Regions from separate parts of the Homo sapiens genome. Here regions 1, 2 and 4 are each linked to region 3. A link is a loop called in an ENCODE intact Hi-C map of the cell type or tissue named here. Cell type or tissue: GM12878. All regions are shown on one strand.

The links. Peaks named below come from ENCODE experiments on the same cell type or tissue, not always from the same donor. Only the 100,000 strongest peaks of a DNase experiment are listed, where the experiment ranks them.
Region 1: a loop joins it to region 3, with 5 times the contacts of the local background. A loop is called at or near these places in 4 of 110 quality-filtered maps.
Region 2: a loop joins it to region 3, with 5 times the contacts of the local background. A loop is called at or near these places in 4 of 110 quality-filtered maps.
Region 4: it touches region 3 in a loop (9-fold over the local background); 54 of 110 quality-filtered maps call a loop at or near these places.

What each region holds. Positions count from the first base shown.
Region 1 is chr1:101,437,028-101,439,527 of GRCh38, forward strand. No RefSeq gene overlaps it. Among named protein-coding and RNA genes, the nearest start is that of LINC01307, 110 kb to the left of the region's middle. In GM12878, a CTCF peak has its summit at 1,557; a DNase peak (open chromatin) is centred at 1,504; H3K27ac peaks cover 1,849 bases.
Region 2 is chr1:101,405,511-101,408,010 of GRCh38, forward strand. No RefSeq gene overlaps it. Among named protein-coding and RNA genes, the nearest start is that of LINC01307, 83 kb to the left of the region's middle. In GM12878, a CTCF peak has its summit at 942 (motif pointing left); a DNase peak (open chromatin) is centred at 2,391; H3K27ac peaks cover 2,392 bases.
Region 3 is chr1:101,356,181-101,358,680 of GRCh38, forward strand. All of the region lies in intron 4 of LINC01307 (long intergenic non-protein coding RNA 1307), which reads left to right. Among named protein-coding and RNA genes, the nearest start is that of LINC01307, 34 kb to the left of the region's middle. In GM12878, a CTCF peak has its summit at 1,390 (motif pointing left); a DNase peak (open chromatin) is centred at 1,391; H3K27ac peaks cover 431 bases.
Region 4 is chr1:100,919,934-100,922,433 of GRCh38, forward strand. It overlaps SLC30A7 (solute carrier family 30 member 7), which reads left to right. Exons shown (of 11, transcript NM_133496.5): 8 at 1,773-1,908. Among named protein-coding and RNA genes, the nearest start is that of SLC30A7, 25 kb to the left of the region's middle. In GM12878, a CTCF peak has its summit at 1,348 (motif pointing right); no DNase peak of the experiment used is centred here.

The DNA of each region.
Region 1 (2,500 bases), 81 kb after region 3:
ATAGCTCACTGCAGCCTCGAACTCCTGGGTTCAAGCAATCCTCCCACCTCAGCCTCACCAAGAAGCTGGTGCCCAAGCATGCACCACCACACCTGGCTAATTTTTGTATTTTTTTCTAGAGACAGGGTCTTGCTATGTTGTCCAGGTTGGTGTTGAACTCCTGGGCTCAAGAAATCCTCCCACCTTTGGCTTCCAAACTGCTGGGATTACAGGTGAGAGCCACTGCACCCAGCCTTTGCTCTGCTTTTTTGGTGACATAGGTTTGGTTTAGATGATTGCTTCTAGGAAAACTGTGTTAGCAACTCTGCAGTGTGTAGAGGTTCCTAAAGATGGAGAGGAGGCACAGGATTCTAGTTCTTGTCTTTCCAGCTAGCAGCGAACTGGGGTTTAGAACCAAATAAAATCAGAATTCCCACGGTGTGAGGAGAGGTACTCAGGATAAAACTGGCTTCAGACTCTGGGCAAGGCAGGGACTGGTCTATGTCAGCTGGAGGCATCTTTCCCAGACACTGGAGAGTGCATGTGTGGAGTTTCCACACTAGGCACAGTGTCTAGCTACCAGGAACAGAGGCTGGCACTGTTCTGCACCTATACCAGAAACTCAACAGAGGAGGCTTACTTTTATTCATATTGTTTTACTAACCATCCCCCACCCCATAGGAGGAAGGGGAAAAAATAACTTGTGAATAAAGTGGAAGAAAATTAAGATATAAAAAAGATTTGCTTGCCTTTTTTGTTTTTAAGGGTTTGTGAAGAGGCAAAAAAGGCTGAATCCCATTCTGTTCTTCAGGAATTATTCCTGAAGTATTTTGTTCTTTGTCTTAGATCAAGTCTGAAGATGTGAGATGTACTGCTACACATTGTTGTTATCTATTCTGTAGTGGAAATACACATTCCAGAACTGGATGTGGCATGGTGTAATTTTCCTGTCTAATTAGCCCTAGCACTCTTAAGTTAAAGGCTCACACTGCATGTCCGTTGGCATGACATCAGTCCACCACTGACTCTGACTGTCAGCAGGAATCTAAATATTTGGGCCAATGCATTTTGTCTAGAGCTTATATTTGTAGTTCAAAGAGAACTTCTTTGTAATGAAAAAAAAAGCATTTTTGTTATTATGTTTCCTCTTCTTTGGAATTAGCAACTATCCCAATTAAGCCTCTCTAACTTCTCCTACTTCCCCAATAGGCATACCTCTTGAACTGCTTTAGTTACCAACAAAAATGGGAATGATAGGTCTTTGTAATTAGCTTTTTAGAGATAGAAAAATCACAGCTATTAACCCCAGACTGTGTCTAATGTGGAGTCTCAACTTAATAAATTAGCTAGAAGTATGCTGCCTTTCTCTGTAGTGAAGCCTTATGGCAGCCCTGGCTTATGGCTGCTGGTTACTGATGAACCAAAAAGATTGTTGTGAGGCTATTTCTATTGTCCTACGCTCATCATCTTAGGTGTGGAAGAGTCATTAAAAAATTAAAGTTATCAAAGAATTATTAAAGATCACTGTTTCGTCCCTTCCCTGCCCCAGTGCTGGTACTCTCTTTACAACATCTCCCCCACGTGGTAGCCTTGATCCTGATAGAACTCACCTCATGAGCCTGAGGCAAAAATAGTCTCCAGCTTCCAGCAGACAGTTACAATTTGGAGTTATCCATCAAAATAGTCTACTTAAAACTGTAGAGAGCTATAGCTTAGAAGGAGACATAAATGTATAAATAGATAAATTGATATAAAATGTTGTGAGTGCTTTGATATAGGCACAAATAACTTGTTAAGAAACAACTAACTGCCTGGGAAAGTCTTGGAAAGATACCCTGAGGAGACATTGGAATCTGTCTTGAAGAATAAGTAGAAGTGAGTGTGTGTATGGGTGGGGGTGAGGGGGACTGGGAGTGAGTAAGAATATTTCCACAGAAAGAATAGCCGGTACAAAGATATGAAATCTGGAAAAGGCTGCGTTAAGCCAGGGCAAGAAGTTGAGAATGGCTGGATGGAAGGGCTTATGAAGTGGATTCTCTTTTCAGAAAGAGATGGCTTGAGCCTGGCTATTTGGGGGTTTGCTTGTTCAACCAAGAAGTTTAGATTTTATCTTACAGAAAAAGAGAAGACATCAAGAGGTTTGAAGCATGGGAGTGACTTGATTTGATTTCCAGTTTAGAAAGATAACACTAGTGGCAGTTTTGAATACTTATTTGATGGAGAAGGGAGTGAATCAGGGATACAGGCTGGGTGTAAAGCACTCTGCCCTCCCAGCAGCCCAGGTGGCCTGTTTTTGGTTCAGAAAATAAAGTTACTGTTTATAGAGACAGACTTAACTGGTTGTGATAGATCATTGCAAAATGTTATGCCTGATGTATGAATATTTGCAAAGTAAAATGGAAAATTGTGGCAATTGCTTGGATTATGCAGGGAAACAAAAATTGACTTGAAATACTAACATAAGGAATTTTAAGATGGAAAAAGCATAGATCAACGAGCAAAAGCTTTCTTTTTTTTTCCC
Region 2 (2,500 bases), 49 kb after region 3:
CAATCTGATTCATTCAACATGAAATGCACGGTTTTATAGATAATCATTTTGTCATAGGAGATGTTTCTAATTAATCGTATCACTCATACCAGATGCATCGTTCTCCAGTTTCTAAAATGGAACCTGATTTTTGGCCAGAATAGTATAAGTTTGGTGAGTATAAGTGACAAAAATGTTGTCTTAGCGTGTACAACATACCTTCAACAAATTGTCGTTTGCTTGTTGAAAATCTGGTGGCAACTTCACATCCTGGAAAAGCCTCTGGGGCCCAAATGGTTTTAGTGTTTGTGGGTGAATATGTTATGCCTCACAGAATGTTATGCTTTGTTTGGGTTTGCTTATAGTACTTTAACATAATCTCAAGTTACTCCTTCTTTACTTGCACTACAGAGTGTTCCATATCCCTGCCTCTCTCTCTTGAGCCTCAGTTATGGCATCCTCTGTTTACCTTAACTCCTGTCTTCCTTGCCTCTTGGCCCCAAAGCACTTATTTTGATATAACTCCCATTTAGCATCTGTATGGACATCTTCTGACATTTTTTCTGCCTCCCTAACTAACCTAAATGTTCTTTGAAGGCAAAGGCTGCCTTACTTCACACTAATCATAACATCCTATGCATAGTAAACACTTAGAAAACTGATGCTGATGATATCATCACGTTACTCAAGTTTTCTATTCTGGTCCTTCTCATTGTTTCATTTCATCCCCCTTTATCTCTGGATCAAATTGAAGCTGCTGATTAAATTATTTAAACAAAGCTTTGGCCATGTTGTTTTTTGTTTGTCTTCCCTCCTTTTTTCTTTCCCGTTGGCTGTCCGATATGCATGCTCTTCTTTACTATTGGGCACCAAACCGTATTGCTCCTTAATGTATCTCTGGCCACTTTCTCCAGGTAATCTTGATGAAGTTCCTTTAGCCATTTTCACCTCACCAGGACCATCTAGAGGCCAATTTTATGTTCAGCTTAGTCCTGTAATCATACCTTATTCTTTATTTTGGAAGACAGTGCTCCTGTCTGTGATTGTGGCTGAAAGGCTAATGTTCAACATCCAATTCTTGACATTTTCCTGGGTCATCATGCTCCTTCCTTGGGGTTCCAAATGCTGCTCGCTTGTAGCTCTATTTGGAAATCTTTTGATTCTGCATTGAATTGTAATGCAGAATAAAACATAAAAGTTGGTTATTTCTCTACCCTTATTAGATTTTCAAAATTTTGCAAAAAGAAGGGATGGGCACATCTGTGGCATATCAGCACAGTACTGGGGACTAGCAGTAGGTACTTAATAGATATTTGGAATTAAAACAAAACAATCTTTTCCACCATGGAGCCAAGTTTGTCCTGTGATTAAGGACTATTTCTACAATTCAAAGAGCTGTTCTTAAATAGTAAAGCTGTCATCTTGATTCACTGCCAACCCAAGGCCTTGCTCAAAATGAATGATTTTGCTCCGTATTTCTTAAAGTATATTCTCCTACATTGTTAGAATGATAATCACTAAATACTAAATGCTTCAATAAAGTGTATAATGTGCTTCACATATTGAGAATATATTTATAGGAATCTTTATAATTTAGTTGTATAAGTTGGGCAAGTTAACCTCTTTGTGTCTAGGTTTTTTATTGTGTAAAATGGGGATAAGTATTGTGGACAAGCCTCACAAGTCCTTTTTTTTTTTTAAGTAATTTCTGATAGTTCTACCTTTAATTCCACCACTTTCCTCCATTCACCAAAGATTTGTTATAATATTTCTGCTATTTACAGGATTCTCCAGGTTTTTCCTACAGATGGAGACAGTTCCTACAGTAGAAAGTGGTAATTTATGTGTGACGTGACCACTAGCTGGCCTTACCAATGTGTCTTTTTCATGCTTTAACTGTAGTTGGGTCAAAAGTTGGAAAACTGAGGTGATGAAATCTGTCAGAGAAGCATAGAACTATTATTTTGTGGCAATGTTAAGTGATTTTTAAAAACAGATGTTAATTGAGGTCCAAGCAGTAAATTAGTAGTTAAACCTCCCTTAGGTTTTACAAAGAGAGTTCAAGACTGACTTAAGATCCCTGTCCTGGATTAACATGAAGTGAGACTTAAAATTAGATTGCCAAGAAGGTAATGTATCACCAAAGGGTCAGGTGATATATGACCAAAGGGTCAAGGTGAAAAGAGAAGGTGATATATCACCAAAGAGTCAGGGTGCACCTTGTTTGCAGTGATATTTGTTGGGGCAGCTCTTAAAAACGAGCAAAGGTCAAAGTTGTTAATGAAGCTGACCCCACAGGTGTGAAGCTTGTAGGTTTCAGTTCAGTTTTACCCTTCAGAGATCAGTGACAGCCAGCCCTAGAGGCACCATCTGCAGCCCTATGGGAAAGAGGTCTGATTTAGAACATGTGGGAAAGGAAGAAGTACATTTGAATTTGAAAGTTGACTTAATTATATTCTCTGCTTTCAGAGAGCTTCCCCTTTGCACATCTCACCCTTTTTCTTACCCACGCTGCAGAACT
Region 3 (2,500 bases):
TGTGTGTGTGCAGTAAAAGCCTTTGAAATTTACTCTGTCAGCAATTTTGAAATGTATAATACACTCTTATTAACTATATTCACCACACTATGCATTAGATTAAAAAAAAAAAAACAAACTTATTACTCCTGTCTGAGATTTTGCACCCTTTGGCTATAATCTCCCCATTCCCACACCCTCTTCAGCCGCCACACTCCGCGCCTTTGTAATCACCATTCTACTCTCTGCTTCTTTGAGTTTCATTGTTTTAGATTCCCCATATGAATGAGAACATGAAATATTTGTGTTGTTTTTCTCTGCCTGACTTATTTCACTCTCTAATTACATCCATATTTTTGAAAATGACAGAATTTCCTTATTTTACAAGGCTAAATAGTATTTCATTGTGTATTTACCACATCTGCTTTATCTATTCATCTGTTTTTGGACACCTAGGTTAATTCTATAACTTGGCTATTGTGAATAGTGTTGCAATGAACATGAGTGTGCAGAGACCTCTTCAAAAAACCGACTTCAATTTTGGGTAAATACTCGGAAGTGGGATTGTTGGATCACCTGGTAATTCTAATTTTAGTTTTTTGAGGAACCTCCATACGTTTTTCCATAAGGGCTGTTTACATTCCCACTAACAGTATACAATGGTTCCCTTTTTTCCACATTCTCAGCAGCACTTGTTATCTTTTGCCTGTTTTGATAATAGCAATTCTGACAGGTATGAGGTGATTTCTCATTGTGGTTTTAGTTTGCACTTTCCTAATGATTAGTGATGTTGAGCATTTTTAAATATATCTTTTGGCCATTTGTATGTCTTCTTTTGAGAAATGTCTATTGCAGTCCCTTGCCTATTTTTTAATTTTTTTTTTTTTTTTGCTATTGAGCTGTTCGAGTTTCCGATATATTTTGAATACTAACCCCTTATCAGATGTATGGCTTGCAAATATTTCCCCCCAACCAGTAGATTGTATCTTCACACTGTTGTTTCTTTGCTGTGCAGAAGCCTTTTAGTTGGATGTAGTTTTAGTTTGACTTGTGACTAAAGGATGCACCTGAGGATGTCAGAATGTACATCTTCCAGCAGGAGTCAGGGAACTGAATTTAAGTTAGGAGAGTCAAGGAGCCTGGATCCTGTCTTTAGGTCCTGGTTCACATTCAGTAGGAGAGGAGTCTCTTTTAAGTTCAATGAAGGCAGATGAGGCTCAAACATTCCTTTATGCAGATCCTTAAAAGAGGGGGGCATAAAAACAGAGAGAGAAAAGCCTGCATTTGGAAGTCTGATACAGAGCAATATTCATTCCCACACTAGACTGAGGGAGAAACTCTCACAAATCTGATATCATCATCTTTTAAACCAGGAGTAGGGGAGAAGCTGTCAGAGAACAGTGCCACCATGTGGCAGAGTAAAGAATAGCAATAGTTGGGACAATAGACCAGCCAATAGGAGTCTGCAGTAGCTTGCAGGAGACTGGGGTTTTGGGGACAGGAGGCAAGCTGGAGGTGAAAGCATGATGGATAAAGCCTTTTTTTTTTTTTCAGTACAATACTAATGAAGGGTCACTGTGGCCTGGGAAAATAGCATTATATTGGGATAGTTACCCGAGCCTTTAGTTATTTCCAAGCCTGGGAAAGGGAAGGTTACTTGCAGAAACTGGAGATTGTAGAAGCACATTCTTTTTTTTTTTTTTTTTTTTTTTTTTTTTAAGACTGAGTCTCATTCTGTCCCACAGGCTGGAGTGCAGTGGCGTGATCTCGGCCCACTGCAACTTCTGCCTCCCGGGTTCAAGCAATTCTCCTGTCTCAGCCTCCCAAGTAGCTGGGATTACAGGTGCCTGCCACTACGCCTGGCTAATTTTTTTTGTAGTTTTACTAGAGGCAGGGTTCCTTCATGTTGGCCGGGCTGGTTTAGAACTCCTGACCTTAAGGGATCCTCCCGCCTCGGCCTCGCAAAGAGCTAGGATTACAGGTATGAGCCACCACGGGAAGAGCATTCTTTAGACAACCAGGAAAACTTGAATTTAGTGTTTATCCTTAACTGAGCTTTGTGGATCATGACTAACAATCGCCAATAGCTTGGGAAGTTTAAGAAGGACTTTTTGCGTTTAGGAAGTAGAGAGGGCAGAGATAAACAAAGGAACCAGAAACGGAGCATTGGGTTCCAGGAGGCACAAGAGGCAGCAGAAGTGACTGAACATTGATATCTTGAGCTCAAGAGCTCTAAATAAGCCCAGGCAGTTCAAAGCCGGGCTCTAACTGTGGCTGAAATTGCTGACCTGCGTATAGTTTATAATCTTTTATAACCTCACACTCTAGGAAAGTAATCTTGTGATTTTATCACAGCCAAAATGAACATTTTGTCTCATTGCTTTATACCTGAGGACAAAAGAACTAAGGCATTACATTAGAGATGTCAATCATGGAGGCTGCCGGCCCTCTGTCCTTCCTCAGTGAAACAGACCTGTGCGTAGCCACTGCTGAGCAGACTTTCCTGTGCTGCCAGGGCCAT
Region 4 (2,500 bases), 440 kb before region 3:
TCAGTATCCTACCACATCTTCTAAGGCTTTTAACTTTGTATAAGTTAAACATCCTAGTTTATGTTTCTTTCTTAGTGATTTTTTTCTTAAACAGTTTATGTAGTAAGAAGGCTTTAGGTAGTTTTAATGACACTTACTAATAAAACCAGTTTTCAGGTTAGCAAATAAATGGTAGCCAGGGACTTTCCAGTCTAAGGAAAATCAAGAACAAATCATTATTTTCTTACAAATCATTATTTTCTTTTTCTTTTCATGTTTAGAGTTATTTTCATTTTTTATTCTACCAAAACACTGATTAAAGAATATAAAGGCTTAAAAGCATGTATCATATATAAGAGTTTGTAGTTAGGGACCTTCAATCTGCTTTGATGTGTATTTTTTTTCCAGTTGTAGTTTTAAAAGTTAAAGTGGCCCCAACATTATTAACCTATTTAATTCACTGCTATTTGAAATACGTGATAGGAACCGAATATTTATTCTATAAGTATGTCTGACAAAATTTATTTCTTTTGGAAATATTTTTAAGAAAGTTGTTCTTAAAGGACTGTTCTTTTTGAAGAACAGTTATAATAATAGAGTTAAACTGTATATAAACGAAAAGTTATATGTAGGTAGTGAGGGATGATTTATATTTAATATAATATTTGATATAAATTTCCATCAGTGGCAGATAAAATGAAGTATAATTTTCCAGAACACAAGATTTGATTTGACTCATTAGCAGTCAATTTTTAAGTTATTAGAACATTTCTTGAGTTTGTTTGTATTTATATACCTAAAAATAATTACAGTTCACCCTTTATTGTGCAGTGAATACTAAAAAAGAAAAATCAAGTATTTCTCAACTACATACATGCTTTTTATGCATTAACTATTTCTTTTCAGATAGGGCAGATGATGGTATTGAATAATGTTCTATTTTTAGCAAGACATGATTGAAGTTTAAAAGAATGTTTGTGGTATAGAAATTTTGTATTAAAGATCTAAACGTTGAATAATTTGTCTCAGTTGAGTTTTTTCAGAAAGTATTGTACATAAATCTTACTTCTTGACATTTTAAATGGTTTTCTGGGCAACTTTGACTTACTAAATGTTATTATGTCTAAGTTTTTAGAATATCAGTATAACATCAGTATCCTACCAATTTAATATTTAATTATTAAAAGTTCAACATGTATTTTATATTTATTTAAAAATATTCAAATCAGTGCCTGCTTTCACGTCACCTCTGAGTGTAGTATGTAACCAGTTTAGATAGAGCTTTTAGGATAATTAATAAGTGTAACAGGATAAGTGAAATTATGGTTTATGGGAAATTGTAGTCCCAAATGGTAATAATTGTAATCACCAGCAGAGGGCTCTGTATGTACGTATATCTATAGTTAAAAATGTTTTCTTGACCAGTTCTTTTAGCCTAATGCAATTTCCATCCCATAACAAATTACTGACTTTTGGACTCCTGTTAGCCAGAGGTGAATGTTCACAAACAATTTTTAAAATCAACTTGCTTCTCTACTTCATTTATATCATTAAGAAAAGGTATAAATTACCAGTCAGATATTTCAACCCCTGTTGATTTGAAACAGAAAAAGTGATTTTAATTCATAAATGTACTATTACATGGTTACTAAATGGTGAATATACATGCTTACTTATTTTTGAAGTTGATATCTAGTTTTTTATATATAAAATTAAGAGTATAGCTCTAGGATATATTCGTATTTTAAATTAACCAAAAGACTGTTTTGATTTTTATTATGGTTTATTTCTAGGTGTATTTTTACATATCCTAGCAGATACACTTGGAAGTATTGGTGTAATTGCTTCTGCCATCATGATGCAAAATTTTGGTCTGATGATAGCAGATCCTATCTGTTCAATTCTTATAGCCATTCTTATAGTTGTAAGGTAAGTGTTATTGTTACTTTCAAGTATTAAAGTGAGACTGAGAGAGAAATATGTTACTTAAATTATAGGTCTAAAATACAAATAATTATGTTGGTTTTCCTTTGCTTGCTTTTTTTTTTTTTTTTTTTTTGAGACAGAGTCTCGCTCTGTCACCCAGGCTGGAGTGCTGTGGCACTGTCTCGGCTCATAGCCATCTCTGCCTCCTGGGTTGAAGCAATTCTCCTGCGTCAGCCTCTCAAGTAGCTGGGATTACAGACAACTGCAACCAGCTGTACGTTAGTGCCCAGCTAATTTTTGTATTTTTAATAGAGATGGGGTTTTACCATGTTGGCCAGGCTGGTCTCAAACTCTTGACCTCAGGTGATCCACCTGCCTCAGCCTCTGAAAGCGCTGGGATTACAGGCATGAGCCACCGCACCCGGCCAGATACCCTTTTCATTTTTATATGTTTTCTGTGTTTGCCATGTATTTGTTACCTAGAGTTTGATGTTTCTTTTTGATATTTGGCAGTTAAATTTTTGGTCATAATTCAAATCAATAGTAATTTTCTTGAATGCAACATTACATCTATAGAGTAAAATAATGGAAATAT